2 separate regions of the Homo sapiens genome follow, and region 1 is linked to region 2. A link is a loop called in an ENCODE intact Hi-C map of the cell type or tissue named here. Cell type or tissue: Caco-2. All regions are shown on one strand. Each heading gives the region's core, and the rest is flanking DNA. Links, peaks and the distances in the headings are about the cores only. Region 1 overlaps LOC124902662 (a long non-coding RNA gene). Region 2 has its middle 180 kb from the start of API5.

Evidence for each region. A loop is a pair of places that touch in the nucleus more often than their neighbours do. Peaks named below come from ENCODE experiments on the same cell type or tissue, not always from the same donor. Only the 100,000 strongest peaks of a DNase experiment are listed, where the experiment ranks them.
Region 1: it touches region 2 in a loop (14-fold over the local background); 2 of 110 quality-filtered maps call a loop at or near these places.

The regions. Positions count from the first base shown.
Region 1 is chr11:43,062,457-43,077,950 of GRCh38, reverse strand. It overlaps LOC124902662 (a long non-coding RNA gene), which reads left to right. Exons shown (of 2, transcript XR_007062656.1): 2 at 2,687-2,789. It also overlaps the pseudogene LOC100533710. Among named protein-coding and RNA genes, the nearest start is that of API5, 240 kb to the left of the region's middle. In Caco-2, for the core only: no CTCF peak of the experiment used is centred there; a DNase peak (open chromatin) is centred at 6,470.
Region 2 is chr11:43,128,959-43,144,452 of GRCh38, reverse strand. No RefSeq gene overlaps it. Among named protein-coding and RNA genes, the nearest start is that of API5, 180 kb to the left of the region's middle. In Caco-2, for the core only: no CTCF peak of the experiment used is centred there; a DNase peak (open chromatin) is centred at 8,262.

The sequences.
Region 1 (15,494 bases), core at 2,841-10,840, 65 kb after region 2:
TTTGTCTTCCTTCAGCTCCACCGAATTAGCACTTTTATTTCATTGTACCCTTGGGTTACAGTGGTTATTAAGTTATAAACTAAGCAAATTATTACTGAAGGTCAGCAGCAGATTATTCTGAAACCCCCAACACTATAGAAATGGGGCTCAAATCATTAGGGAAGTTTAGTCTTTGGCTTCATGATTGGGGAGATATTCATTATTTTTTTAATTTTCAAAAAAAATTATATTTCTGATCATAAGGATTATTAAAATGGATGTTCACATATCAAACAATACAGAGAATTATAATGAAGAAAAGCAACAATAATTTTAAACCCCAACATCTAGAGACAATCCGTGATAACATTTTGCTGTCTATGCTACAGCCCTCTTTCTCCCTCTCTCTTTTATTTTGCATAAATGGAATTATATTAGAAATGTAAGCTAACAATCACAGGGTATATCTTCTCTGCCCATATAATCCATATCATCATTTTCATGACTATGCAGCATTGTGTTGCATTTGTATGCCAGATTTATTTATCCAATCTTCTGCTGATGATCACTCAGTTATTTCCAAATTGTCCCTATTAGCAGTACCACTGCAGTGGATGACCTTAAACACTTTTGTGTACCTATCAGCTTATTTCTTTAGGATACATTTCTAAAAGTAGAATTGCTAGGCACATCACAAATCTTTGATACTCAAATGTATCACTGATTCTCAAACAATATCACAATTTACTTATTGGCTAATGATACCTGAAAGTAAGCCAGAAAGTCTTTTAAAAGAAATCCATTGGGCTGGGCACGGTGGGTGGCTCACGCCTATAATCCCAGCACTTTGGGAGGCCAAGGCTGGCAGATCACCTGAGGTCAGGAGCTCGAGACCAGCCTGATCAATATGGTGAAACCCTGTCTCTACTAAAAATACAGAAAGATTAGCTGGGTGTCATGGCGTGTGCCTGTAGTCCCAGCTACTCGGGAGGCTGAGACAGGAGAATTGTTTGAACCCGGGAGGCTGAGGTCGCACACCACTGCATTCCAGCCTGGACAACAAAGCAAGACTCAATCATAAAACGAAGAAACAAAAAAGAAATCCATTGAGGGGATGGGCTTAAAAACAAGGTCTTAAAAACAAGCAAACTAGTATGGGCTACTGGCACCCTATTCCAAAAATCAACCTTAAAGAAGCTATAGAATTGAGAATCCAGGGTGCTAGGAATGAACACAAGAAGCCCTTGAAGGCTATTTTGGATGGTGAATGTTGAAGGTGAGTGGCTGTGGCTAGAGGAAATCTTTAGGGACATTTAGCTCTTGCCTCTTTCTCCCGCTGCCTTAGGACAATCAGTGCCTAATTGTTCTAGTGCTAGGCTACTGGTGTTAGTGACCACCTTGCTGAGGTTGATGGCAAGAGGTATGGACTGACTATTCCTAGGCATTCACTCCTGCACTTCTCCTAGATCCACGGACTAGTATATTGCAAACTAGGGATATGCCTCCTCCCCACACTGCTTCTTCCTAAAGAAGGGTTTAAAAGTGAAAGCCTGGCAAGAGGAGTTGCCTGGGTAGGTGTTGCCAAAAAGGAGTGATGGCTCTGTGGATGTCAAGATTCTCTGTCCTGGGACTCACTCTTGTCTCTCCTTATTCTTTATGCTATGGACAAAGATAGGGCCTGATCTTTGAACCTTTTTCAGTACAATGGCAAGACAAGCGGGTTGAACTCCTAGGGGAAGCTGAGCTGATAAGCTGAAAATAACCAGACACTAGAGAAGTACAATTTCCTCAAAAGAGAGATGATACAAAACTGGTTAACATTTCCCATCTGGAGCAAAAGGGTTAGAACAGATGAAAAGATAATTTAACATAAACATGATAGATATACTTAAGAAAATAAGGGAAGATATTAGCAATCAGAAAACAGAACAAAGTAAAAATATTAGATTTAAAAAGTAGTTAAAAAAGGGAAAATGCCACTTCCTTTTATAGCAGAACATGGATATAAATCTATTCTGAAGATTTTAAGGAGTAGGAAGGGGATGAACCCCAGGGAAGAAAATCCAAGGACCACAGAACCACTTCCTTTTACTGGCTCCTTGCCAGACAATTTATACACCATTCCCCATTAGAAGTATTTTTAAGTGAGTCAAATTTTCACTAACTCTTAAATATATCTTTGACTAAATTTGGAGACAAGTTGGTTTGTCTTATTCTCTCCCCTCTGCTGAATTTATTATTAATACTGTATAATTTCACCTTGATTAGTGAAATGGTTTGGCTGTGTCCCCACCCAAATCTCATCTTGAATTCCCACCTGTTGTGGGAGGGAGCCAGTGGGAGGTAATTAAATCATAGGGGCAGGTCTTTCCCATGCTGTTCTTGTGATAATGAATACGTCTCATGAGATCTGATAGTTTTATAAAGGGGAGTTTCCTTGCAGAAGTTCTCTTCTCTTGTCTGCTGCCACATGAGACATGCCTTTCACCTTCTGCCATGACTGTGAGGCCTCCCTAGCTACATGCAACTGTAAGTCCACTAAACCTCTTTCTTTTGTAAATTGCCCAGTCTCAGGTATATCTTTATCAGCCATGTGAAAACAGACTATTCAGATATACTTTACACCTTGTAATTGTTTTATATATGTTTTATCTTAGTTAACTTATTGCATTGGTAAACAAGATAATGTCTATCTTATCTATTACAGGTGCTGTTATTTATTCCATCCAGCCACACAACATCTATTTGGTGAGTGCCTGTTACAGAAGGAACTGGTAAAGATGAAAAAGAAATAAAACATGTCTTCTGCCCTTAGGGAATTATAATCTAGTGAAGGAGTTAGACACACAGTGAATATGTCATGGTGATGTGGCAGTCAAGGTCACACTGTTGGCTATTGGCAAAGTTGACTTGTAAAAAAAAAGTAATTCAAAAGCTGTTGGAACTTTAAGTTACTTTGAGCCTTAAAGGAATGTGATTATGGGACCTGAGTCACATGACAGGCACCTGTAACCTAGGCAGCTGTTATCTTTGTTCTCTGATTACAGATTAGGCTTTTTTTTTTTTAACCTACATTGTTTTGTAAAATGTAAAAGACTAAAGGGCACAAGGGAAGACCTAGACCCATTCTCTTTTCACTGTTGATATTCATTATAGATTAACTTTCCTCTTAATTCTCCTACACAAAGACCTCATGACTATCACATTGTCTGGGATAAACGTTGAATATAGTTTCTTTAATTGGAAAATGAAAAGGAAACAAGCTGTACCTAATCTAATTGCTGTAACTCATAAACCAGCCTTCTATGGAAAATGTTGTAATCCTGTTACATTTGTTTTTTGCCTGTATAAGCAAGACCTTAACTTTTCAGCATTGGAGCACTGATCCAATTCCTTTGGAATCTGTATTACCTGGATGGCTATTCTCAGCTTTGCAGTTGAACGAACTCTTTTAAGCTGGATTCTGATGTTTTTGATTTCAGGTTGACAGACTCAAATATGGGATATTTTGACCATTAAATTTTGTTTTTTTCCCGGGTGTACAGTGCGTCATATGTGTGTTTCATGAAAGATATATATATTTATGTATTTTCCATAATGTGTAACTCAAGAGCAAAAGCTTAAATATGTTTATTGCTTATCTAACCAACTGTAGCCTCCATAAAAGCTCTTCAAGTCTTATGTTAGCAGTCTTTCAAAGTTCTGTGCACATGCAGAGGGTTATTCTGCTGCAGGAGTTTCAAAACCAATGGAGTGATCTTCAAATTCCTTGAACAGATTCAGTGCTCTAAAATGTCCATGTATAGTAACAATATATTGAGTTCAAGATCATATGCAATTTAGCTGCAAAATCATAATAAAGTCTTAATATATTCATAGGGTATGTGTGGTAGCTGAATTTCTGCAGATTGACAGTTGCTACTCTTTGAAACCTGGGAGTTGGAGGGGGATTACCTCCGGTTGAGAAAGATACTTTCCTACTTTGAGATTTGGGGAAAATTAGGGATTATTCGTCTCTGCTGTTTTCTTGTTGGTTCATCTTTATTTGAATTCCCCAAAGTAATTAGCTTTATAGGATATTGCTAGGCCCTTCTTCCACATTTTCCCAGCATATCCATGAATATCTGAAACAAAAGACAGTCTTATCTTGTTGCCATATTAAGTTCAATTATTATATGGCACTATGTAATACATATATTTTGTAACATGTCAGATTATATCTTTTTGCAAACCTTTCACACATACTGTGGTTGGAGTTGTCTTTTTCCCATTTATTTCATGTCCAGCTCATCATCCCATCCTTCAGATATCAGTTTAGATGCTACCTCACACCTCAACATTGTTCTCAATCTTGATGCTTATTCATTCATCCTTTTAAAAAATACATGTGTGGATACCTCAACTGCTACATATCAGGTACAGTTAACTGCTAAGTGGTAGGATACAGTGAAAGGAAAAAGCAGAAGAGATTCTTGCCCTCTTGGAGCTTGCAGTGAGGAGAGGGAGGAAGACCTTAAGCAAGTGATCACACAAAGTAATGTAAATTGCCATTGTGACAATTGCAACTGTGCAAAAGGAGGAGGTGTCCCGTATTATGATAACTTATTAGTCTAACTTCATCAGATTGAATAGGTACGACTTCCCTGAAAAGATGGGGCCAGCATCCTGTTTTTTAACTTCATGGCTGTTAGAGGTTGAATTGTTCCCTCCCACCTCGAATTCATATGCTGAAGTTCTAACGTGCAGTACCTTAGTTGTATTTGGAGATAGGGCCTTTAAAGAGGTAATTACGGTAAAATAAGGTCATATGGGTGGACCCTAATCCAGTGTGACTGCTGCCCTTATCAGAAGAGAAGATCAGGAAACAGAAAACACATAGATAAAGGGAGAGCCATGTGAGGACGCAGTGAGAAGGTGGCATCTGCAAACCAAGGAGAGAGGTCTCAGGAAATACCAAATCTGCTGACACTTTGATCTTGGACTTCTGGTCTGCAGAATTGTGAGAAAATAAATTGTTGTTTAAGCCACCCAGTCTGTGACATTTTATTATGGCAGCCCTGGAAAACCAATACAGTGGCACTCAGACCTTTTAAATTATTTTATTTTTTTTGTTGTTTGACTTGTTTGTCTGTTTCCTCTATAGCTTAGAGAACTGAATCTGTTTTCTTTGTTGTATTTCATCATGTAGCACAGTGCCAAACATAATATTTGCTCAATAAATATTCGTTGGATGTTGACAAAAAGCACTCAGTATGTCCATCTCATATATCATTGGGAATTCCTGGTTGAATTCAAAATCGGGTTTTGAATGCCCACTTCCTTCCACAAGCCACATGGAAACTGTGTTCTGCTTGTGAAATCTTGGGGTATGTGCTTCTCTTGGTTATGTTGCCTGAATTTCCTCAAACTCAAATGAAAATACTCACCTCACACTTTTTCTTGGAGAGGAAACATCTGAATGAATCTCCCTCAGGGTGGGTTATTTATTCCTTCTCCGGTTTTTGCACACAGCACATTCTGCATTTTTTGATTCAACATATTTTTGGATCCATCTACCTTTCTGATAGATCCCAGTAGAGCTGCTGTTTCTTCACTTCTGCCAGCTCCATTCCCCTATCAGTGCTGTGGTCTGCTCTACTTGCTTCCCTCCCCAGGAGTCCACAGGCCACACGCAGTGCCTCCAGTTGTCACATCTGCTTTCCCCTTGGGGTTCTTTATCTGAGGGCTGCTAGCAGTTTTCACATAGAAAAAGGAAACATTTCCTTTCTCAGTAGGATGCCATTTCTCCCCCTTTCTCCTTCTGAGTATCTTGGACTGGTTAAAAATGAGAGTCTTGAAATCTGCTACTTATTAGGATCGTGAATTTGGGAAATTTCTGTAATCTCTTTAATCTTAAGTTTGCTTCTCTTCATAAGGAAGTGATAATTTTATGAATTAAAAGAGATGGAAAATGCCCAGTAAATTTAACAAATGATGATGGTAATTATATCTTGTTCTTTTAAAATATTTTTTATCATGGAAAATTTCCAACATCTCTAGTCTATATAAAGAAGTAATATAATGAAGCCCCATGTAACTCTCAGTCATATGGCTAGTCTTGCTTTGCATATACCCTCAGATGATGACATACTTAACTATCAATAGAAAATTGTTTTCAGCCTCCTTTGAAAGCCCTCTTTTCCTCCAATTAATCTGCCAAAGCCTTTTTCTATGGCTCTCTGAAACATTTGGATTTGAGATTTTTGACTTACTTACTTTAACCTTGCACTTGAAATGTAAACACAATAAAACTTGACTCATTGGGATTAATTGGAAGAAAGAGGTTGGAATGTAATTTAGTAAAATCATGTCAGTGTGAGTTCTCTGAGTCCAAGCCTGCAGGTATACATCTGGATGGCCTGAGGCAACTGAAGAACCACAAAAGAAGTGAAAATGGCCAGTTCCTGCCTTAACTGATGACATTACCTTGTGAAATTCCTTCTCCCAGTCAATGAGTCTCAGAAGCTCCCCCACCAAGCACCTTGTGACCCCTGCCCTTGTCCGCCAGAGAACAACCCCCTTTGACTGTAATTTTCCACTACCTATCCAAATACTATAAAACTGCCTCACCCATGTCTTCCTTTGCTGACTCCTTTTTTGGACTCAGTCTGCCTGCACTCAGGTGATTAAATAGCTTTATTGCTCACATAAAGCCTGTTTGGTGGTCTTTTCACACGGACTTGTGTGACAGTCAGCCATTTAAAGGAATTGTACTTTTATTATTTTTAAAGTCTTATAGTAATTCAAATTAAACCAACTATTGGGAAGCTGAGATCTTTTGGGATCCATTTTGATGACTATAAGGATATTTACATAAATACCTTAATTGTTTATAAACATATATGTGTGAAAAGCTTGTTTTTCTTAAATGAGGTGTTTAAATATTTTGCTTGAAATTTATGTTGTAAACAAATGTTCCCATCTTAAATTTTCAGAAATATAGAACCAATGGGGTGAATCAAGATAAAATTGCAATTCATTCACTTAACAGTTATAAAAAGTCATGATAATTTCTACCATTTAATTAGCATCAGCATGTTTTAGAACTTAACATAATCTTATTTCATTAAAATATTCACAATCATTGTTGCCATTATCTTGATTTTACAAATGAGGTAGAGGTTAAGTAATTTGCCCATGTTTATACAACTAATAAGAGGAAGAACTGAAATTTGAACTAGTTCTCCTTAACTTCAAAGTCCACATCCTTTCTCTGTGCTTTGCTTCAACCTTATAGTAAAGACAAACTCACAGGTGGCTATTATCAAACATAGTGAGAGCTCTGGGAGAGATAAGTACAAAGCTTTATGGTATCATATAGGAAGGCAGAGCAGGGTACCACTAACTGAGCACAAGGATGCGGGTGAAGGCTTCACAGAGAGAAGCAAATGGGCCTTGAAGGATGCTTAGAAAAAAATTAAAACAGTCTGTTCAGTGAAAAGTAAGCAAGTGTTTTTGTGGGGTCAGAGATGTTCTTCAAAAAAGTACGTAGGGTAGAGTCGATAGAAGCCTGGACCCTGGGTTAAAAACCCAGCTCTGTCACACACAAGCTTGTGAAGTCCTTTAACTTCTATCAACTTAAGTTTTTTCATGTGTAAGATGAAAATATCTCATAGGCATTACAAGGATTAAGTTAAGGGAGATGATGTATTTAAAGCATTTAGCACACTGCCTGGCACATTTTGCTTATTATTTCTCACTATGGAAAAAAAATTACAGCACTTTTTCATCAATGATCGGATAAAAGATTTTCTTAAGAATTGGTTGTGTTCCTTTGGGTATATATCCAGTAATGGGATTGCTGGGTCAAATGGTATTTCTGGTTCTAGGTTTTTGAGGAATCACCACACTCTCTTCCACAATGGTTGAACTAATTTACATTCCCATCAACAGTGTAAAAGCATTCCTATTTCCCTGTAGCCTCACCAGCATCTGTTGTTTCTTGACTTTGTAATAATTGCCATTCTGACTGGTGTAGGATGGTATCTCATTGTGGTTTTGATTTGCATTTCTCTAATGATCAGTGATGTTGAGCTTTTTTTCATATGTTTGTTGGCTGCATAAATGTCTTCTTTTGAGAAGTGTCTGTTCATGTCCTTTGCCCACTTTTTAATGGGCTTGTTTTTTTTTCTTGTAAAATTGTTTAAGTTCCTTGTAGACTCTGGATATTAAGATCTTAATGCCAGATCTTTTGCCAGTAAACAGGTTGCCTGTTTACTCTGAAGATAGTTTCTTTTGCTGTGCAGAAGCTCTTTAGTTTAATTAGATACGATTTGTCAATTTTGGTATTGCTTTTGATGTTTTTGTTTTGAAATCTTTGCCTGTGCTTGTATCCTGAATAGGCATGCCTATGGTATTGTGTAGATTTTCTTCTAGGGTTTTTGTAGTTTTGGGCTTTACATTTACGTCTTTAAATCCATCTTGAGTTAATACGTATATAAGGTATAAGGAAAGGGCCCAGTTTCAATTTTCTGCACATGGTTAGCCAGTTCTCCTAGCACCATTTATTAAATAGGAAGTAATTTCCCCATTGCTTGTTTTTGTCAGGTTTATTGAAGATCAGATGGCGGTAGATGTGCAGTTTTATTTCTGAGTTCTCTATTCTGTTCCATTGGTCTGTGTGTCTGTTTTTGTACTAGTATCATGCTGCTTTGGTTACTGTAGCCTTGTAGTATAGTTTGAAGTTGGGTAGCATGATGCCTCCAGCTTTGTTCTTTTTGCTTAGGATTGCCTTGGCTATTCAAGCTGCCTTTTGGTTCTATATGAATTTTAAAATAGTTTGTTTTCTAATTCTGTGAAGAATGTCAATGGTAGTTTAATAGGAATAGCACTGAATCTATAAATTACTTTGGGCAGTATGGCTATTTTCACGACATTGATTCTTCTTGTCCAAGAACATGGAATGCTTTTCCATTTGCCTATGTCTTGTCTGATTGATTTCCTTGAGCAGTGGTTTGTAGTTCTCCTTCAAGAGCCCTTCACTTCCCTTGTTAGCTCTATTCCTAGGTATTTTATTCTCTTTGTAGCTATTGTAAATTGGAGTTCACTCATGATTTGGTTCTCCACTTGTCTGTTGTTGATGTATAGAAATGCTTGTGATTTTTGTAATTGATTTTGTATCCTGAGACTCTGATGAAGTTGCTTGTCAGCTTAAGAAGCTTTTGGGCTGAGATGATAGGGTTTTCTAGAATAGGATCATGTCATCTGCAAATAGAGACAATTTGACAGCCTCTCTTCCTATTTGAATACCCTTTACTTCTTTCTCTTGCCTGATTGCCCTGGCCAGAACTTCCAATACTATGTTGAATAGAAGTGGTGAGATAGGGCATCCTTGTCTTGTGCTGGTTTTCAAGGGGAATGCTTCCAGGTTTTGCCCATTCAGTATGATATTGGCTGGGTTTGTCATAAATGACTCTTATTATAAAATACTCTACTCAACATGCATTATACAATATACCTTTGTAGCAAATCTGAACATGTACCCTCTGATTTTAAAATAAAAGTTTAAAAAGTAAAATGAAAGTTAAAAGTAAAATTAAAGTTAAAAACGATGTTAATATTTACCTATTGAATTTATTCTTTAGGTGTATCATACTCAAAACCCATTTTAAATGTAAGGTGGTAGTGGAGGTTCAAGGAACTTCCTTAAGTTCATGTGGAAGACTAAATTCTTCGGAATGGGCATGAAAATTTGAAAACGAAGATTGAGAGTACTCAAACCTCCTATAATTAATAAAGTACTGCAAAGTGACCAAAAAAAAAAAAAAGAAAAAGAATTGGTCATGATCTTAAAACACAACCTGTTTACTATACTTCTGTCTGTTTCATCCATCTTTAAAATGTTGTTGGTTTTCCCATCCAGACCTTTGTTGAGGGCAGAGTCCCAATGGACATGTGATATTTTCTTTTTTTTTTTTTTTCCTTTTAGAATTCCTCCAGACCACTGCCTTTTTGCTGTCTCAGAGAAGAAGCTTTTCATTCTTGACTTCCCTAGTCCCCTGGCCCTCCCACCCTAAGCTATTCTTGGTATGCTTCTGTGGTTCAAGCTTGGTCTCCCTCTGAGTTGATGTTTGGCATTTCCTCTCTGTGCCTGTGCACTAGACACCTGGCTGTGCATGCGTGCTTCCACCACAGCCACCCTATTAGGAGTAGGGATCAGACAACCTCAAAGCAATGCTGGGAGAGAATACTGGCCTTAGGTTTTCTCTGAGGACTTGTTCATTATATTCTCTTTTCTTGCCTATTTTTTTCAAACTTTCTCTCTACATCCTTCTCCACAGCCCAGAAACATAATCTAGTCAGGTTTTAAAAAATTGTCCATTGACCCTCCCTGCACACACGTCTAGGTACCTTTAATAAACTCTCTTTTCTTTCACATAAAACATCTACGAAGCCATGGTCTAGAATTGCTGGCCAACTTACCATTCACTTGTTAATCTTTGTAATGAATTTTATTCTTTACATCTGCTGGAATACTCCATCACCACCTCCTCCCTTCTTCACTCTCCTTGACACCTATGTATCATGTATTTAGCTTTCAAGATTCTATCAAGTACCATCCTCTTTATGAATTATTTCCTAAACTTACACAGATGGAATTGTGAAATATTCTTACCAGAACTTGGATCAACGATAGCACACAAATTTCAACTTGAATGCTACCTTTAATCAATTGTTTGTGGCTCAGTGTTTTAATGTGTTGAGAAGGATTCTGAGGTCACATCTGGGACCTCTTGGGAGGAATATTACGATTAATTAGTAAAATCTTTTCTGGAATAGGAGGTGGAAGGATAGTATGTGAGCCACATGCTAACCATTTCTGTTTTTCATAAAGAGGCCTCTGTCATAGCAACTATGTAACAGTTGTACTCATTTGTTATTTATTTATTTAACTGACAAATAATAATTATATGCATTTATTGTGTGCGATGTGGGGTTTTGATCATTGTAGAAAGATTACATGAAACTAGTTAACATATCCTTCACCTCACCAACCTATCATTTGCATGTTTATCTTATTATACAGATGTGAGTCCCAGAGTAGGCCTCTGGTTTTTCCACCTCAGCAACATGCATAACCTTTTAGCTTTTCATAACCCTTCAACTTTTGCTGAGTTAATGAATGTGTTCTTGCCTCTGATATTCTTGAGGTAAGTTACTCTTTCTCTGTCTTTAGTTTGCACAATCCCAAGTTTTGATGCCTCCTAGAGAAGTGGTTGTCAAACCATTTTTACTGCAGGAACCGTACCCAAATGAAATCTCATGCAGGTTTTTGTAAAACACAAAAAGAGTTCTTGTTTTGGCTGAAAGAGTTAAAAGATGGTCCTAAGTCTTGCTATCTTTGGGCTCCTCAAACCTGTGGCCCCCTGAACTGCCTGGCATCAGAGCAGTGGTTCTGAAAGAGTGGTCTGTGGACCCAGCAACATCAGCATCAGCATCACCTGATGCTGGTGAAACTTGCTGGAAATGCAGTCTCCTCTCTACCCTAGATGTACTAATTCAGAATTTCTGGGAGTTGGGACCAGGGACCTGTGTTTCAATAACCTTTCAGGTGATTCTCAGCCACTCTGAAGTTTGAGAACCACGGAAGGAAAGCTCCTGGGGGCTTCCTTCAGACATCAATGTGCAAAGGAAGGCCCTCTGGCTCCCTATGAAATGCTATTTTTCATTGGTCCATTGTGAAAATAGTCTCGAAACAGCAAGTGCCAACCAGTGCTATTAAACCATAGGTCTTGGATATGCCCAATGGCTATTCACCCCTGTTTAAGAATTGGCCAAGCAGAACTGCAAGGCGCAGACTCAGTGCTACAGTCAAGGTGAGTTGTGAGAGGAACCTCTGGAGCTGCAGCTGCGAAGCCGGAAGCGGAACTTCTGCCCCCCAGCGCCACTGCCATGGACCGTTGCCTGTCACCTCCTGATTTTCACTTCAGTGATTCTTACAGCAACAGAAGGTGGAGGCTGTGTTTATATTGGAGGGAGGAGGCTGTGTTTATATTGAAGGAAATGGAAGTTACCATCGCGGTTTCATTAAAACGGAATTGTTTTCCTTTTAGTCTTTCTGACTGGCTATGAACTCTTTTCCTACGTCCACTTAAAAGACCATGGGAGAGCTCTGACTGGCACATTATCAGAAGAGCAGAAAATGCAACAGATTGAAGCCCCCAAATCCTCCTGCTTCAAGGCTCCCCACAAAGCAGATGATTGCTTGAAAGATTTCCCTGAGATTTTAGCTTAGATACCTCGAGAGCATTTCTGCTTCCTGAAGTATGAGAGGTAGGATGTTAGCAAGAAGGAGGAGGAAAAATGGAGACAAAGTCACAAGGAAGATAATATTTTGAGAGAGGTCCTTAGCTGGTGGGAGCAGTAATTGAGGACTAGCAGAAGCCTCTCCAGAAAAGCAGAGGCCCCAGCAAGTTGGCATCAGTGGAAGCCAAAATGTAGAAAGAATAAGCTCCTCCAAATGAGTGCCAGAAACCTGTGATAAGTGCCTTCCATTGCGTGGAAAGTGTAGGATAATTGTCTGTGTGGCCTTGGATGGACCCAGTTCTCCTGCCTTTTTTTGCTTGTAGTGTTTGAAAGTAACTCTAGAAGCCTGAGATAGGGAGGAACTGCCCAAAAAACCCTAGGCCTTGTTCCTGTCCCTCCTAGGGAATGTATCATCTTGAGTTAGGGAGAAACTGCCCAGGTAAGCCCTAGCTTTGTTCTTCCTCCCCCTGGAAGCAGGATATCCTTTAGAGCTTTGCCCAGTGAGTCCTTTTGGCCGTGAGATATCTAACCAGGGTGGGCTGCTTTTCCAGGTGCCTTGGCTGTGTTGCAAGTGGGGCATGTGCAGTTGAGACTCCACCTGCCCTGAGCAGCTTTCTTGAGCCACAGGGACCTGCTTACATGGATTTTAAGTTTCTTTTGTTCCTTGCTGCTTATCTATAAGTAACAAATCTGCTTCATGTAACATGTTGCATGTAAGTATGTTCTGTCTCCCAGGACTCACACAAATTGGCAGCCAATGCATAGTGACAACTGCTCCAAAGAAATGATACAGGAAGCTTGCTTGAGGCCACAATAAGCTCAAGCCAGTAGGATATAGGAAGTTTACTTGGGGTTATCATGAGTCCAAACCAGTATCCAAATCATTCAATGAGGTGTATGGTCTTGGCCTAACTTGATTGATTCCCTGGACACCAGGTAGATTATGGGTCTACAAAAAAATATGAAGGAGCCAAGTAATGGGTGTCAATTTAAAGTTTCAAAAAAATGTGGAGATAAATCTCTTTGCGATCACTCTCCATATATTGGATAGACTTCTTTCTGAGATAGCTTCTTTTTGGTAAAAGCTAAAGATAATGGAATTTGGCTAATGCCTGCATTCAGAACTTCCTCCAAGATTCCCTACTTGTAAACTTTGTCACAGGTGAGGTCTAATCAGATGTTGGTGTGGTGTCAGAAGTGACAACAACTCCATTGGAGTTGAGTTCAGAGAACCTTCTTGTCTCACTGGAGATAAATTTCAAAAGGCAGTGATGGAAGTGATAATGCATGTACATTTGTACATTTTCTGCCTGGGAAGAATGATAGGCTAGTGCCCAATTCATTTGTACTACCAGTGGCTTCTTTACTCCTGTCAATGTCTTCATTCTTGGAGCCAGAACTGATAGTTACTATGAGTATCTGCGAAAGCAGTAGATCCAAGTAAGAAGAAAAAATTTCAGTTGTTAGAAGACTATGTTGAAATCACAGAAGGAATACAAAACCACTTGCTTCAGCAGTCTGAGCCCAACAAATTGACTTTCATGGGGGAAGCTGTCAATGGCAAATTTGGAACCAAGGTAGATTGCTTAGTGTGTTTTTTGCCTGAGACTCTGGCTTGGGTGTTCCCTATGGATGGCCCAATGACCATGTGGAATTAAAGCTTTTAGGAAGATGTGTTACCAGTGGTATTATTACTTTAAGACTGGACTGAGCCTAAAAGTTTTATTTCAATGTTAACTCCAAAGATAGCCATAGGGATGTAGGAGTCTGGCTTGAAGACAGTCTCAGTCTGCTATGCCCAGAAACAATGGAATGCCTGTTATATCTGTACCAGTTCAACTGGGACAGAAATTGCCGAGATAGGGGATAGGAGATCCTGCAGTGCTTCAACAAGTATACCTCCATCCGTTCAGATGACTGCCCTTCCATTGATAATCTTCATAATCCAAATCAAGAGACCAGATGGAAAATTTCTTTGGGGGAGAAACTCTGAAGTATGTTTATCTTCTCTTTTCTAATGACATGGATCTCTTTAACCTTGAAAAATATGTGTATTTAATAAAGATCATCATTCATGCCCATCTGGACTTTAACTTAAAAAGATTGGAAAAAGAATGTAAATAGCACTGTGACGATTCCCAATCATTCAGCTTTCCTAGATCGGACTTTGTATATAATAGACTTTTTATTTTCTGAAGGTCATAGATTGGCAAGCCAACTGATTATGGATACAATTAGTCTTCCTTTGACTTTTGGCTATTGTTAGCCGAGAAGTTCCAAGTCTGGACCACAAATGGCAAGTCCAGTGGGACAGGTGGGGTCCAGGACACCTTGGAAGGCCAGGTGCCTACAGCTTTTTCAGGGCAGGTGCTGGTTGGCTTTGAATCCATCCTCATACATGTTTAAGGTGGTAATTCAGGCTGGCTTTGGGACTTGTTTCTGTGTCTATGCTTTCTAAATTAGGACCACTGTGAGGAAGAAGAGGGAATAAAGTCAGCAAATTTTTGATTCATGGGGAAAAAAACAAATTAAAAAAATCTACCAACAGCACAGAATCCTGCCAAAGAGCCTGATTTGTGTTTTCAATTAGCTCCTTTGGGAAGTGGCTGCATTGCTGTTGGAAGAAGAGAGAGGCTTATAGCTGGTGACAGAGTTGTGGGACTCTGGCAATGGAAACTAATGGAGAAGACAGGGATAGACTAAATATGCCCTGTAGAGGGACATGGCTCCTGATGAGCTTGGTCAGCTTGTGATTTAAAAAGATTTTAAGGAAAAAATAATAGGTTGCAATTCTGGTGACACTTGCTAGTGTCATTCTCACTATTAATTGAGTTACCATACTGTGCCCAATAAAATTTTAACAGAGCGAAGCATGGCAGATTTGTAGACCCAGCAGGTTGCTTATCAGGGCTGCAAAGCCTGGCTTTTGAGATGAGCATGGAATGATGGGCTATCAACTTTATGTTTACCCTCCAGCTGGGCTCTTTCAGCTGTTTGGAAGAGCTAAGCCAGGTACCTATAGACAATAAGTAAAAGGAACAACCTTCAATCCTATGCAGATTAATAGTGAAAAAGAGGTTTAATAATGATTTTTTTTGGAGTAGAGAGGTACTCTCTTAGAACAGTAGAGAAGCCTTGTGAGACAATAAATAAGAGCTCAGATTCTGCAGTTGGTGAGACAAGGTGTGACAATTTAAATTATTGTTCCACAAATATTTTTCTCTCATTCC
Region 2 (15,494 bases), core at 3,950-11,949:
TTCAGTAAAGTATCATCACACCACTGCATTCAAGCCTGGGCAACAGAGTGAGACCCTCTCTCTCTCTCTCTCAAAAAAAAAAAAAAAAAAAAAAAGAATGATATCCCTTTTCCCCCTGGAATCTATGCCTGTGATCAGCAAAATCTTATTTTAGACTTTATGGACCACATAAAGTCTCTGTTGCTTCTCTCCACCTCTGCTGCCCTTCCCTTCCCCACTTCCTTCTTCTAGTACTACTATTTCTTCTACTTCTTCTCTACTTCCACTTTTCCTCCTCCTCTTCCTGCTTTATTTTCTTCTCCTCCGTTTCTTCTTCCCCTTCTTCCTACTCCTTTACAACTTTTAAAAAATGTAAAACTATTTTTAGCTTACAGACCATACAGAAGCAGGCCACAGTTTTTGGATCCTTGGTGTATTCTAGACCAATCATTCTCAAAGAAGTGGCACTGCACTCTAGAGAGTATTTTTTTTTGGTGGGGGGCAGGCACAGTGATTGGTGGTATTACTACATTTATTAGGCAAGGTCTAGGGATGATGAACATCCTGGAATATACCAGGCAGTCCCACCCAAGAAGGAAAAGCACATATAGTATTCAAACTCAAGTCACCCAAATAACACCTCTGGCAGTGGTCTGCATCTGTAGCTGTCAATTCCATAGTGATTTATGTGTTTAAATGTAAACATCTGACTACTTCTTCATCTTGCAGGTTAGTTTTGCCTGAGCATTTGAACAATTTTCAAACTTTATTTCTTTAAGTATTTTTTTCTGTTCCTCCTCCTCCCAGGAATTCCAAATACACTTATATTAGGTGGCTTAAAGGTGTCCCACAGCTTCATGATGATCTACTTTTTTTTTTTTTTTTTTTTTTTTTTTTTTTTTTTTTTAGTATTTTTTCTCCTTGTGTTTTATTTTGGATAATTTCTATCGCTATGTTTTAAAATTCACTTGTATTTTATTCCGCAATTTCTTTATTTTATATTTTTTTTATTTTTTATTTTTTTTGAGATGGAGTCTCACTTTGTTGCCCAGGCTGGAGTGCAGTGGTGCTTCTTGACTCACTGCAAGCTCTGCCTCCCAGGTTCATGCCATTCTCCTGCCTCGGCCTCCCCAGCAGCTGGGACTACAGGTGCCTGCCACCACGCCTGGCTAATTTTTTGTATTTTCAGTAGAGACAGGGTTTCACCGTGTTAGTCAGGATGGTCTCGATCTTCTGAACTCATGATCCTCCCACCTCGGCCTCCAAAGTGCTGGGATTACAGGTGTGAGCCACCGCGCCCAGCCATTATTCTGCAATTTCTAATCTACTGTTAGTTCCATCCAGTGTATTTTTCATCTCACACACTGTAATGTTCATTTCTAGAAATTCAATTTGGGTTTTTTCCTATATCTTCCATAGTTTAAAAGCCCAATCTTTACTCTAGCTTATGGAACATATGAAATACAGTTACATCAATGCTTCAAGCATACTTATCTGCTAATTTTATTATCTTATCTACTAATTCTATCATTGATTTTTATCCTCATTATGTGTCATATTTTTTGCCTCTTCACATCAATGATGATTTTTGATTAGATGACAGAGATCACCAATTTTACCTTATTGGCTTCTTGCATGTTTTTATATTTCCATAAATATTCCTGAGCTTTGTTCTGTTATACAATTAGGCTACCTGGAAAATTTTGAGCCTTCCAGACCTTGCCTGTAAGTTTTGATAGGTGATAAGAATAGTATTTGGTCTAGGGTTGTTTTGCTCACTACTGGGCAGAACCCTTCTAAGTACTCTCTCTTCATGAATTATGAGATTTTCTATTCTGACTGATGTTAACAGGGACTGTTCCCTGTGAGCACTGGGAATCCTCTAACCCCTTTAATCTTTGCAGATGATTCTTTTTCTATTCTCAGGCAGTTTTCTTTCCTTTTTTCTTTTCTTTTCCTTTCTTTACTTTTTTTTGAGATGGAGTCTTGCTTTGCTGCCCAGGCTGGAGTGCATGATCTCGGCTCACTGCAATCTTGGCCTCCCAGGTTCAAGCGATTCTCCTGCCTCAGTTTCCTGAGTAACTGGGACTACAGGCGCCTGTCACCACGCCCAGCTAATTTTTGTATTTTTAGTAGAAATGGGGTTTCACCATGTTGGCCAGGATGCTCTCGATCTCCTAACATTGTGATCCACCTGCCTCAGCCCCCAAAGTGCTGGGATTACAGGTGTGAGCTACTGCGCCCGGCCTCTCAGGCAGGTTTCTTACCTGCATACTCTGATCACTATTCCGTTAAATAGTCAAGGAGGATATGTATTCTCTTCAGATTTCCAGAGCTCTGTCTCTGTACAGCCCTCTCCTCCTCAATATTCTGCCCTGTGAATTCTAGCCACATTGGCCTTCCCAGACTTACAGTTCTGTCTTCTCAACTCAGGAAGATCTCTGAGCTCCATCTGCATTCTTCCTTCCCGTGCTGTGGCCTGGAAACTTTTGGGACTAGCCTCCTTTGTTTCTCATCTCTTGAGGATCACTGCCCTTTGTTGCTTGATTCCAGTGATTGATTCCCTTTGTTGCTTGAGGGCCATAGTTTCATATATTTTGTCCAGTATTTTTGTTGTTTTAGGTCAGAAGGTAATTTTGGTCTCTGTTACTCCATCTTGGCCAGAAGCGTAAGTCACTTACCTATGCATTTATATGTCAAAATACTGCATATATAATTTTAGTTTAAGCTACTTTTTAAAAATCTCCTTCATTTTCCATTTAGCATTCTTTTTAGGTTATTACATTGATTTTTTGGAAATTCTGTTACTGGCAGTTTCTATTGCCTATCAATTTCATTTAAAGATAGTGCATAGGATATTCTAAAATAGCTGTTAAACAAAGAGAAAATCGGGCCTGATAGGGTGAGAATCACAGCTCTAATACCTAGAGTGACTTTATAATGTATTGTCCAAAGGAGATACTTTTGACAGTGAAAGATGGTGTTGTTAGTAATTATATCAGGACCATGGCCTAAACCAGGACTATCCCAGGCAGCCTGGGAAATATTTGTATCCCATCTCTATTTTATGCCTTTATACAATTCTTTACTGAACTCTAAAGCCTTTATTGAGCCTGCTTTCTTTGTCCAGCTGAGTGTCACGTGCTGACATCACTAAGATCAATAAGGCAAACTCTGAAAGATGGACAGAGAGACAGGACATGGTCCTTTATAATGCAGTGTGATCTGTGCTCCAATAGAGGTGAGCACAAGGGCCTTATGAAGGCTCAATGAAGAGCATGTTTGATGGCAGGGGAGGGTACTTAGGGTAGAGAAGATGAGTCGAAGTATGTTCATAGGGACCGTGGGATAAGAGGTGGTGGGAAAGGTATTCCAGACAGTGTGTGTCAAGGCCAAGAGCCAGGGGAACACAGGTAGGACTTTTTTTTTCTTTCTCTCTCTCTTTTTTTTTTTTTTTTAAATTCTGAGATGGAAGAGTGTGCTGCTTGGCCGGAAAACAACATACATGGGAAGCTGTATGGAAATGAGTGGAGAAAGGTAATACTTACGGCAACAGCAGTTAATATTTAGTGCCCACTTACTACATGCTGGACACAGTTCCAGGTACTCTCAACATATTCGCTCATTTGATCATTACAACAGCGCTATGAGGTAGGTACTGTTATTATCCCCATTTTCAGATGAGGAATCTGAGGCCCAGAGAGAGTAAGTACATTGCCCAGGGCCACACAGCAAGTATGTGGTAGGTTCTGGAGCTGAATGCAGAGTCCCTTCACTCTAAGCTCCTGAGAGCCAGATGCTATAAGGCCTTGTTATTCCAAGTGGAGGAATGCTAAGGACGTCATCCTGCAGGCGACCAGGAACCCCTGAAGCATTTGAAGCAGGGGAGTGACTTAAAACTAGGTGGTGGATATACCTAATGCTAAATGACGAGTTAATGGGTGCAGCACACCAACGTGGCACATGTATACATATGTAACAAACCTGCACGTTGTGCATATGTACCCTAAAACTTAAAGTATAATAATAATAAAATTAAAACAAAAAAAACAAAAAAACAAGGTGGTATAAGAAAGTGCTCCCAGAGCAGCATCAAAGTTGGGTGTAGTGGATGTCTCCACTAGTCACAAGAGGTAGTAAGAAGTTGAGCTAAAGCAGCTGCAGCAGGGATGCAGAGGATGCATTCCCTGAACCCTTATAGGCAGAGTCCTTTGGCCTCAGTGACTATGGCGAAGGGTGCAGGGGAGAAGCCCAAGAAGATGCCAGGTGTCTGGCTTATGCCCCTGTGTGAATGTGAAGCCTCTCATAGACATTCCGGTTACAGGAGGAAAAGCAAGTTTATTTGGGAAGGAGGCTTCTAGACCATGACTTCCATTTTAGCCATGTAGTTTTTGAGGTGCTTGTAGAAGTTCTAAGTGGAAATGTTCAGGAAGCAGTGGGGAACTCAAAAGTAGATCTCAGGAGAGATGCTTGGGCTAGAGGGCTTGGGGAATCATCAGCATGGGGGGTAGGAGGAGAGCTGGTATTTGGATGAGATTGCAGTGGAGCATGAATAGAGTGGGAGGATGTGGTGATGAACCCAGGGACTCCACTGTGCGGTAGATGGCTGTGAGATTAGGAAGCAATGAAGGAGGCCAAGAAGGATGTTGGGGAGGAGCAACAACAAGGAATAAATGAGTCGCATGTGCTCCAGAGAGGCCAAATAAAGACTGGATTTGGCTCTCACAGGTCATACATGAAAGAATCTTGGAACAAAAAGGAAAACCGCAGTGGTTTAAGGGGTATATTCAGTTTCTAGGTCTGCTGTCACAAAATAACAGAAACTAGGTGTCTTGATAAAACAACAGAAATTTATTCTCTCACAGTTTTGGAGGCTAGAAGTTCAAAACAAGGTGTAGGCAGCATCACGCTCTCTCTGAAGATGCTAGGAAGAATCTGTTACATGCCTTTCCATTTGCTTCTGGGGTTTCTGCAAGTCCTGACATTCCTTGGCTTGTAGACGCATCATCCAGTTCCCGCCTCTGTCATCACATGGCTTCCTCTCTGTGTGTATGTCTGTGTTCCCTCTCCTCTCCTTCTAAGGACACCAGTCATAGTAGATTAAGGGTCCACTCCTAACCAATTACATCTGCAACAACCCTATTTCCAAATAAATTCGTATTCTAAGATTCCTAGGAAGAACATGAATTTTTGGGAGTGTGTGAATACAGTTCAACCTGGGACATGGAGTAAATAAATGGCCAGGAAGGTTACAGATTACTTTAAGCTAGAGAGGGAGATAGGGTTAAATGAATGTATGACTTTTTTTTTGTTTTTTCCAGGATGGGAGAGGTTTAAACATGTTACTACATTGAGTAAATGAAAGAGCCATGGATGTGGAGAGGCTAAAGATTCTGAACTAAGCGCAAGTAATTGACAGCATAAGCTCCCAAGGTGCTGGGGCCTGGAGCGCAGATGGATGGATCAACAGTGGGCAGAACTGGAGCATGGGAGGGTTGTGCAGATGCAGATGTGTTTGAGGGTGGGGGGCCAGAAGCTGAGTGGGGTGAAGTGTGACAGGGCAGCTCTGAGCACCCTGGAGGTGTTCACCAAGCAAATCAAGAGCAGATGGCAGAGCAAGCAGCTGAAGTAACAGCTTGTGAAATCAGCCCTACTTTGTGGGGAGAGGATTAGTTAAGGATTCCAGCCATTGGAACAAAGAAGGGGAGGATAATCTGTTCATGCCTATTATGGGGCTTTGGGGGAGCAGTTTTAGCCTCAACCCGGAGAATGTTTTAGAAGGCCAGAGAGAGGAGGCCTGCGATCATGTGAGCCGACCCCTCACTTTGAGATGAAGTGTCCACACAGCAGTAGCGCCGCCTTCTATGTAGTGGTTCTAGAGTGTGGCAATCTGGAGGGGTCATTATGGAAAAGGGCTGAAGTATAAGAATGTAGGCCCAATACTGAGATAGAAAGAGGATTCTCCGAGATGACTTAGGCAGGGTGGTGGTGGTGGAGGTAGATGTAAAAAGCCCTCTGCTGCCTCAGTCCCAGCATGGAATTCAATTTGTCAAGAGCTGAGCCAACCGTATTAGCCTTAATTTATTCCTCAGGTGTGGAGAATACTCCTCAAGATGCATTCAAAGTATAAGCTACCCCTTCCTCAGGGGAGGACTGCCCAGAAGATTTGCAATTCTGTCATTTGGAAAGTCTCTGATGTCTCCCTCAGCTCTTCTCACTCTTTTGCTTCAACACATGTTAAGACCAGGCCCCTTAACTGTAGAATCAGCATGAAAAACAAGTAGGTTTCAGGAAAAATTATCCCAAATGGAATCTCTACTGTACTGTTTATCAGATGGAAAGCTTAAAACAGTGTAAGAGTTTTTACAGTTTTATATCACACCAGTTTTGTGTCCATAGACGGGCTTTTTCTAGATCAAACAGGTCAATTGTCCTTTTGATCCTGGCCTAAAATCTGAGTAGATAAAAAATATTTTAGGAGAGATGAGATTCTAACCCTTAATGGCAAAAAGCAGGGCTGAGCCCTAGGCCCATGTTTTTACACATATTATACAATTGAATGTGTTGTGCTACAGCTGGAACACTAGTTCTCAACCAGGGGCGATTTTGCTTTCCCGAGTATGTTGGCAATGTCTGGAGACACTTTTTTTTCCATTTTCAAAAATTGTGACAAAGCACCTAACATAAAATTAGCCATTTGAACCATATCATGTGTATAGTTCAGTGGCATTAAGCACATTCACACTGGTGTGCAACCATCACCACCATCCATCCATATAACTCTTCTCATTCTGCAAAACTGAGACTCTGTACCCATTAAACACTAACTCCCCATTTCCCTCTTCTCCTAGCCCCTGACAACCATCATTTCACTTTCTGTCTCCATGATTTTGACTACTCTAGGTACCTCACATAAGTGGAATCATACTGGTGGAGGCATTTTTCATGGTCACAACTTGGGGTGGGGTGCTGCTGGTGTCTAGTGGGTAGAGGCTAGGGAGGCCACTCAACATCCTGCAATACACAGGACAATCCCCACAAGAAAGCATGTTCTCACTCATAGGTGGGAATTGAACAATGAGAACACATGGACACAGGAAGGGGAACATCACACACTGGGGCCTGTTGTGGGGTGGGGGGAGGGGGGAGGGATGGCATTAGTCGATATACCTAATGTTAAGTGATGAGTTAATGGGTGCAGCACACCAACATGGCACATGTATATATATGTAACAAACCTGCACGTTGTGCACATGTACCCTAAAACTTAAAGTATAATTAAAAAAAAAAGAAAGCATTAACTCCAAACATCAATCCTACCAAAATTGAGAAACTCTACGCTAGAAAAATCCCATTAATAATCTCAAGCCATGGAGACTAGTTATGTTGCAATAAGAAACCACCTCCAAATTTCTGTGGCTTAACACAACAACTCATTTTTTTGTGCTAACATGGAGCATCCTTAATCAGCAATCCAGGCTGGTGGGAGTTCCATCCTGACCTGGGCTTCCATGATGACTGAAGCAGGAAAAGGATCAGTGATAAATTGTGCACTGGCTTTTAAAGCTCCCATCGGAAGTGTCCAGGTCATTTTTGGTCACATTTTCTTGGCCAGATCAATGCACAGGTCCACATCTCACTTCAAAGGGAGTAAGAAAGTGCATTTTTACTCTGAAGAAGGACAACCACCACACCTAGCAATTAAAAATAAACTTCATAGTGTTATCACCTGCTTGAAGTGCTGATACCAGAGCAAGCCTACCAGTAGGAGTGGTGCAGGCTGCAGGGTTTTTTTTTTTTTTTTTTTTTTTTTTGAGACTGCACTCCAACCTTACTCTGTCACCCAGGCTGGAGTACAGTGGCATGATCACAGCCCATTGCAGCCTTGACCTCCCCAGCACAAGCAATCCTCTCACTTCAGCCTCCTGAGTAGTTGAGACTACAGGTCCGTGCCACCATGCCTGGCTAATTTTTTGTATTTTTTTGTAGATATGGGGTTCTACCATGTTGCCTAGGCTGGTCTCAAAATCCTGGGTGCAAGTGATCCACTTGCCTCGGCCTCCCAAAGGGCTGGGATTCCAGGTATGAGTCACCGCACCCGGCCCAGGCTATATTTAATGTGGCGTGTGTGTGCTGCCCACAAGAGTCATTCTGTGGCTACCTTGTTCTGCATCTTCATGTCTTGTGATCAAACTGGCCTCTGCCCTACTTCCAAAGTTTCTCTCTGCTTCTGCCTTATCTCCTTTTTGAAACTTTAGATTACCTGCTTCTTCAACTGCAGACCTGCCTCTTCTTTTGGGCCTGATGTTATCTCCTTTTGGCCTCAACACACTCAGATAACCTGAGGCACCTCTGCTTAAGCAGATGACTTTGTGTCAGAACTTTCTGACAAGTGATTTAGCAGCAACTATGCTGAGACTTAGGTGATTGTGTTTGGAAGGTATTTCAAATATTTAAATGAGTAAAATCCTTTTTCTCCATCCAATAGGTCATTTTTTAAAAAGAGGGTGGCTTTTCATCCTGGCTGTACACTAGGGTCACTGGAGAGCTTTTAAAAATATTCTCCATTTCAAGCCATTCTGAATTAATTGTTTGGGTTTTTTATAAGAAGACTGAGAATTACAGGTTGATCCCTTCAGTTGGAGCACATTTTGCATGCAATTCATCCTGGTTGGTCCCATGAAGAACTCATCTCTTTAGGAATTGGAGACTCTTTTTTGAGAAGGCGGTTGATTGGTAACTCCTGCTCTTAAATCCGTTATTTTTTTTCCTTTTCTCCATTGTAGAGCCCAGAACTGTGGGGCCTTAATCAAATAAGAAACTTATTCAAACATGTCAGATGATTTTAAGGTATTTTTAAAGGAAAATTTTTACCCTACCTTGAGTATTCTTGTGGAATACTCACTTCCATGTGGCAGTGAAATGGGCCTTTGCCTAAGTGAGAAGAAAAAGAATATCCATCACTTCCTCAGGGGCTCCTGTGTAATTAGCATTGCACTGAAAAATTTTTACGTATATTATTTAAAATCCTAGACACAACCATGCAAGGTTGGTATTATTATTGCCTCTGTTTTGCAGCTGAGGAAATCAAGGTCCAGAATGATCAAGCAATATCGCACAGGTAAATTGGTAGATTTGGGCTTGAAACCCATATCCATAAATTGAAAGCTCTGGGTCTTTTTATTACATCATGCAACATAAACTGAGGACAATTCAGGACAAGTTGGAGTCAAGACTTTACCCCCTATAATTATAAGTTCTGACTTCTAGATATCTGGAGCAAAATGTGCATGGTTTCCTATACACTCAGCAGTGCCCTCAATGGCCATTTCAGACTCTCTAGCATCCAAGCACCCAGTAGAAAGACTGTCTAATGGATGTATTAACTTTCTGGGCCTCTAGCTTTCCTAAACTCTGTCTCTACTAAAGCAAATCCTCACAGGCATGTCTCTGACCACACTATCTTAGATATAACTCCAGAAAAGCCTCCATAAAAATAAATATTACTGGTATACCCTCCACTTCTATTGAGATCCAGACCCCTGACCCAGATGAAATGATTGCTCAGAGTAGGCATGGGGATGACTTTTAAAGGGGACCATGATGCTAACTTGAGGAGGAATATTAAGAAGAACCGGTGGCTGAGATCCCAGTGGTCACTCCAGAGTTTGTATGGGAGAGTGAGGGGCTTAGGATGGTGATTGGAGTAGAGGGTTGGAGGGCTGGAGAGTTATCTTGTTCAGTGCTTGCATACCCAGCACAGCATTTTCACCTCCATCGTGTATTTATTTGGGTGACTTCGGTAGAGGGCCACTGGAGTTTAAAGGGGTTTAAAGCACTCCAGTTACCCCAGGGCACCACCATTGTGAGATATGGAGTCAGAAGGAAATTGTAGTCAGTGATGGTGACATTAAGATGTTTGGGTTGAAAGGGAAGTTATTTCGATGACAAGTACCTGAACAAGCAACTTTCAAGAACACACATTTGGAGACATTTTCCATGGTGTTTTTAAGTCTCCTGTTACAGGGCCCATGTAATAAAGTTCTCTTTTAGCTCATATTCTCTGGCTAACTAAGACAGTCACTGCTCAACTTTCAGCTTCTAAAATGTTGTTGGCTTTTCTCCTCTGCTCATACTTCTCCAATTTCCTTTGTCCTTATGGGATCATGTCATTTAAAACACTCCTCTTCGTGGTTTTGGGAGGAAGTTGAGACAATGCCACATTTCTCCATAGGGGTTTGGGCATCTTTCATGGTCCTCTTCTATATCTGGATATTTGTGTATTTTTCTTCCTCAGCAGAAATGCCCATCTCATGGGCCTGCCAATGGGGAGTGTTCCTGACTTCAGGGTGGATTTTATTGGATTTGTACCTGGAGTGGCTGGAGGAGAACATGTTCTGAGGGGTGAGTGCACATTGTAGGAAAAGGTGCATTCAACTCCCATCAGGCATGGGGAGCAAGAACGCTTAGACAGGAGACACAGAAAGGCATGAGGGACAGGTCAGGAATGAATGCCTGAGGAGGAATGAGGCTGAAGGGCTCGAGAGCCAGAAGACCATAACCATATCAGAGACCTCAGAAACTCACTCTTTTTTTTTTTTTGAAACGGAGTCTCACTCTGTCGCCCAGGCTGGAGTGCAGTGGTGCGATCCCAGCTCACTGCGACCTCTGCCTCCTGGGTTCAAGCGATTCCTGTGCCTCAGCCTCCCTCAGTAGCTGGGATTACAGGTGTGTGCTACCATGCCTGGCTAATTTTTGTATTTTTTGTAGATATGGGCTTGGCCCAGCTGGTCCTGACCTCAACTCCTGACCTTAATTGATCCGCCACCCTCAGTCCCCCAAAGTGCTGGGATTACAGGCGTGAGCCGCCATGCCTGGCCTAGAAATTCATTCTTATTGGCCAGAAGATAGAGAGTGATCTAAAGGCTCCAAGCCAGGCCAGACTGGTTTTAAGCCTTAGGGCTAGTGGATTAATGAATGAGGTTCAAGCTTCTATGGCATAGGAACTGAAGGGCACCACAATACTCAGCTTACTCAAGGGACCAACTCTAGCAGCCTTCTAAAGAGCCTGAAAAAGATAGCCTTGAATTAGGTTCTGGGGGAAAACTATTTGTCCCAATTGAAGCAAGTGTTATTAGTGACTGTCTGTGCTATGGAAGCAGGGGTTACCTGCTTGCCTGTGAGCAGTAGGATTTCTTGGGATTGATTTTGCAGAAAAATGTACCTCCATATGGCCAAACAAGCTTGCTTAGATTTGAATTATAGGATATTAAAGTGGAAAGGAATCTTAAACATCTAATTGATGGATGGCAAATTGGGTTCATTGTAAGAGTCACCTCTGACCCTTTGGTTGTGGCTGCTAAGAGCATTGGGTGGGAAGAATTCCGAAGTTTTTTCTAGAGAGAGACAGCTACGGTTCATTAGAGGGTCTAGTGGGCATGGAAGGGGGTAGTGGTTGTGCCTGTAGCAGGATTTTGCCATCCCTAGTTCTAATCCAACACTTTGAGAGCTGAGGCTCAGAGACATGAGTGATTTATAGAGGTCCTTCCTTTATTGCTTTTGTGTCACCAAATCTAGAATTAAGTCTTCTGCTTCCAAGAAAGTCAGCTGCCTCATTACCATGTAACATAGCTAGTTTCCCCATTTCATCTAGAAAATAAATATTTATTGAGGGTTGGCCAGGGGCGGTAACTCATGCTTGTAATCCCAGCACTTTGGGAGGCTGAGGCAGAGGGATCATTTGGGGTCAGGAGCTTGAGATCAGCCTGGCCAACATGGTGAAACCCTGTCTCTACTAAAAATACAAAAATTAGCCAGAAATTGCTTAAACCTGGGAGGTGGAGGTTGCAGTGAGCCGAGATTGTGCCACTGCACTCAGCTTGGGCAGCAGAGAGAGATTCCATCTCAAAAATATAAAATAATAATAATAATAAAATAAATAAATTAATTAATTAAAAAATACTTATTGAGGGCCTACTTGGTTTTCAGTACTGAAATAGGAGCTGAACATAGAGCAGTGAATGAATAGACCAAGTCCCTGTTCTCCTTGGTCTTACATTTTAGGGGAGGAGACAGGTTAGCAATTATTAGGAGAAAGCAGGAAATTTCTGCTTTCATGGGTGGGATACCAGAAGGTAAATCATGATGAAAGGAAATTTTGGGACAAATTTCCTTAGCATAGATATATTTTAGGATGATTGGGGCTTTGTGTTGTGAGCACAGGATCTCTGGAGCAGTCAAAGGGCACCGGGAACCTCATCTCTTAAGACTTGCATGCACTGTAGGCCACCCTTGGTGTCCCTCACTCTGGCCAAGCTCACTTCTTCATCATGGCCTTTGCACTTGCTCTTCTCTGCGTGGAGAAGAATGCTCTTTCCCTAGAGATCCAAATGGCTCACTCCTTCAGTGTCTTCAAATCTCTGTCAAATATCACCTTAACAGAGAGGCTTTCCCTGGCCTCTAGAGGACAAAGTAGCACATTTTCCCACGCACTTACCCTGCTTATCCTTCTTTGTAGCACCCCTCACTGCCTGCTGTGTTATTTATCTTTCAGCTTTCTCTCTAGAATGGAAGATCTATAAGAATAAGAACCTGTCTGTTCACTGAGGTGTTCCCAGACTCTAGAAAAATGTCTGTCCCATAGGAGGTGCTTAATCAACAATTTTTGAATGAAAAGTGGAGGAAAAAAAGACAGGAGAAAGCAAACTCATGAAGAAGAGTGCTGGGTAGAGTGGGAGAAGAAGAGGGTAATGGATCCAGGCCCTACAGGGATTCACTGTCCAAGCAGGAAGTCCAGGGAAAGTCACATGGCCTCCTTCAATCAGGTGAGCTGGAGCTGCTGACATCCTCTGCAACCTGGGAGCCAGTGCATGCAATGTTCCAGCTGGGTCTAAGGATAGGAGGAGGCTAATGAACAGCCACCTTTGGAGCCACAGGGTCACTTCAGTCCTCCCTGTTTATTACCAAGCTGCTGAGAGTCTTATGCACATTTCCTCTGCTCACTTGCCTCTTCACATCTCTAGCTGCTGCAGGTATTTATGTCTTAATTAAAGTGGAAAGCAGGGTTTATATATGTTTATATAAAGTTACATTTTCCTCTATGTGGGCATCACCTCTTTGTTGGAAGAAAGAGCAAATGTTAAAATTCTTAGAAGCCCAGGAGTTAAAGACTAACCTGGGAAACATTGCAACCCCATCTTTGCAAAGAGTAAAAAAATTAGCCCAGAGTGGTGGTGCATGCCTGTGGTCCCAGTTACTTGGGAGGCTGAGGCAGGAGGATCACTTGAGCGCAGGAGGTTGAGGCTGCTGTGAGCCATGATCGTTCCATTGCATTCCAGCCTGGGTGACAGAGTGAGACCTTGTTTAAAAAGAAAGAAAGAAACACCTAGAAAGGACACTAGAGATAAATCTAGTTCATACTCCTTGTTTTCTACGGGAGGACACTGAAGTCCAGGGTCACACAACCCATAAATGGCCAGCCTATGGAAACTCTGTAAGAGGTGGAGTTTGAGGAAAAGTTCCTCTTCTAAGCAGTGCCTTGGGGCTGCCTGGAAGCTTTGCTGAGCTGTGCTGGCTTCCTGGAGCTTAATTTATAGCCAGCCAGTGAGTGGAGCTAAAGCTTCACGAGACAGTGGCTTGTCTAACAGACTTGCTGGGGAATTTCTTCCTGAACATTTCCCTTTGCTGAGTGTCCAGCTCCGTCCTCACCTTTCCTTAACAGTCCTGCTGAGGAGCTTATCTCAGCCTGGCAGAACAGAGGGTCACACTTCCAGACAGCCTCTTTGTGCTACACCTAGCCTCCTCTTCCCCCCACTTTGTTCTCCTTTCCCAGTCATGGCCCCTGGCATTCTCAGCCCTAAAGCCAGGCAGCATCAGCTGGGTTTTATTAAACTTTCTAGCCTGGAGAGAAATGGAGCTGCAGAGATCCTTTCTGTTAATCTTTGGTGCAAAGAATGAGCACACCCCCAGGCATTTTAACTCCTTAAGCCAAGAAATCTGTTTAAACCCAGGGTTGCAAACTCAAATGCCTACAGTGGCCAGACAGCAAACATACTGGGAGAGATGAGCTAAGGGAAGACAACAGAGACTGTTGGGGACTGTGGCGCATTGGAGAACACAGGTGCTTTCTCAAAATGGGGGAGCAGCTACCCCACTGCTGTCATTGAAGCCTGGTGGGAATGCAGGTTGCGGGTTGCCTGAGCCTCCGACACATCAAGTGAAAGTGTAGAACCAGAATTTTAAAGCACTTTCTGGGCCAAAGGAAACCTCTCTGTGCTTGCTTGGTGTGTAAGCTGCTGGCTTAAGTCTGGTTTAAACTGCGAGAAGAGGTCCTGGTTCTGTCTACTTTTCTGCCACTTCTCCCTGCCACTCTGCCCTATTTGAGTTCCATGGTAGTGCCTGTTAATCAGGAGACATTGTTGGTCTAAGGAAGAAGCAGTTTGAAAATTATTCGAACCTTTCTCAGTGACCCATGAGCATGGCATTTGCTTGTTATTATGTCTGTTCATTCATTCAGTTATTTGACACATATTGAAGGGTATTTTATACACATATTGCTCTCTCAGGGTGCTGGAGTGAACACTGCATGGCTCTCAAGGAGCTCAGAGTCTCACTGTGTCGCCCAGGCTGGAGTGCAGAGGAGAGGAGAGCAACATGTGTGGTTGCAATGATTCAGTGTGGTGAGGACTTAATAGACATATTAAGCTGCCTGATAGACATATAGGAACATGGATGACAGAATTCTTAGCTCTGCCTGAGGGAACTACAGAAGAGTTCTAGGAGGATGCAGTGAGGTGTGAAGGTGGGAGCAGGGGAAGAGGGGCAATGGGTTTGAAAAGCTGGGTGAATGGACAAAGTAGATAACAGGATGGGAGAGCCTTCCAGGTAAATGCAGGGTGAATTTGGGCTTAGTTGTATGACAGTGTTTGGTGTGGTTGGGGCATATTGCGTAATCTGTGTGGGGTGCTGTCTGAAATGGCTGCAGAAGATGCTGGGGATGCAGAGCTCTGGGGTCAGGCCAGGTAAGGGCCTGTGTGCCATCTTAAGAACCCCATTGGGTAAACCCTGGGGAGATACTAAACTTGTATATACAGGAGAGTCGCACAGTCATATCTGTTTTATAAAGATCATTCTGGTTCCATTGATAAGCATAATTTGGAAAGGCAGGTTGGGAATGTCATGGAGTATCATGGAGGAGCTGTAGGATGGGTGGAGATTGGAAGAAGAGAAAGGTCGTCAAGTTAGGACAGTGGTTCTCAACCCTGGCCACAGTACCTATGACTAAGCCCATCCCAGACAAAGTAAATCAAAATGTCCAGGTTTGAGTTCCCAGTCTTGGAATTAAAAGTTCCCTGAGTGGCTGAGCATCACTGAGCTAGGAGACCATTGCCTGGTGGGGGAAATGTCTCAAAGGAGAGCTAGAGCTCCTGGGGAATCCTTGTGTCTTAGAGTTGGGGAAACTCAGTCCAGCAGCTCAATTTCACAGATGAGCAACTAAAGCCCCAGAAGGGCATTTG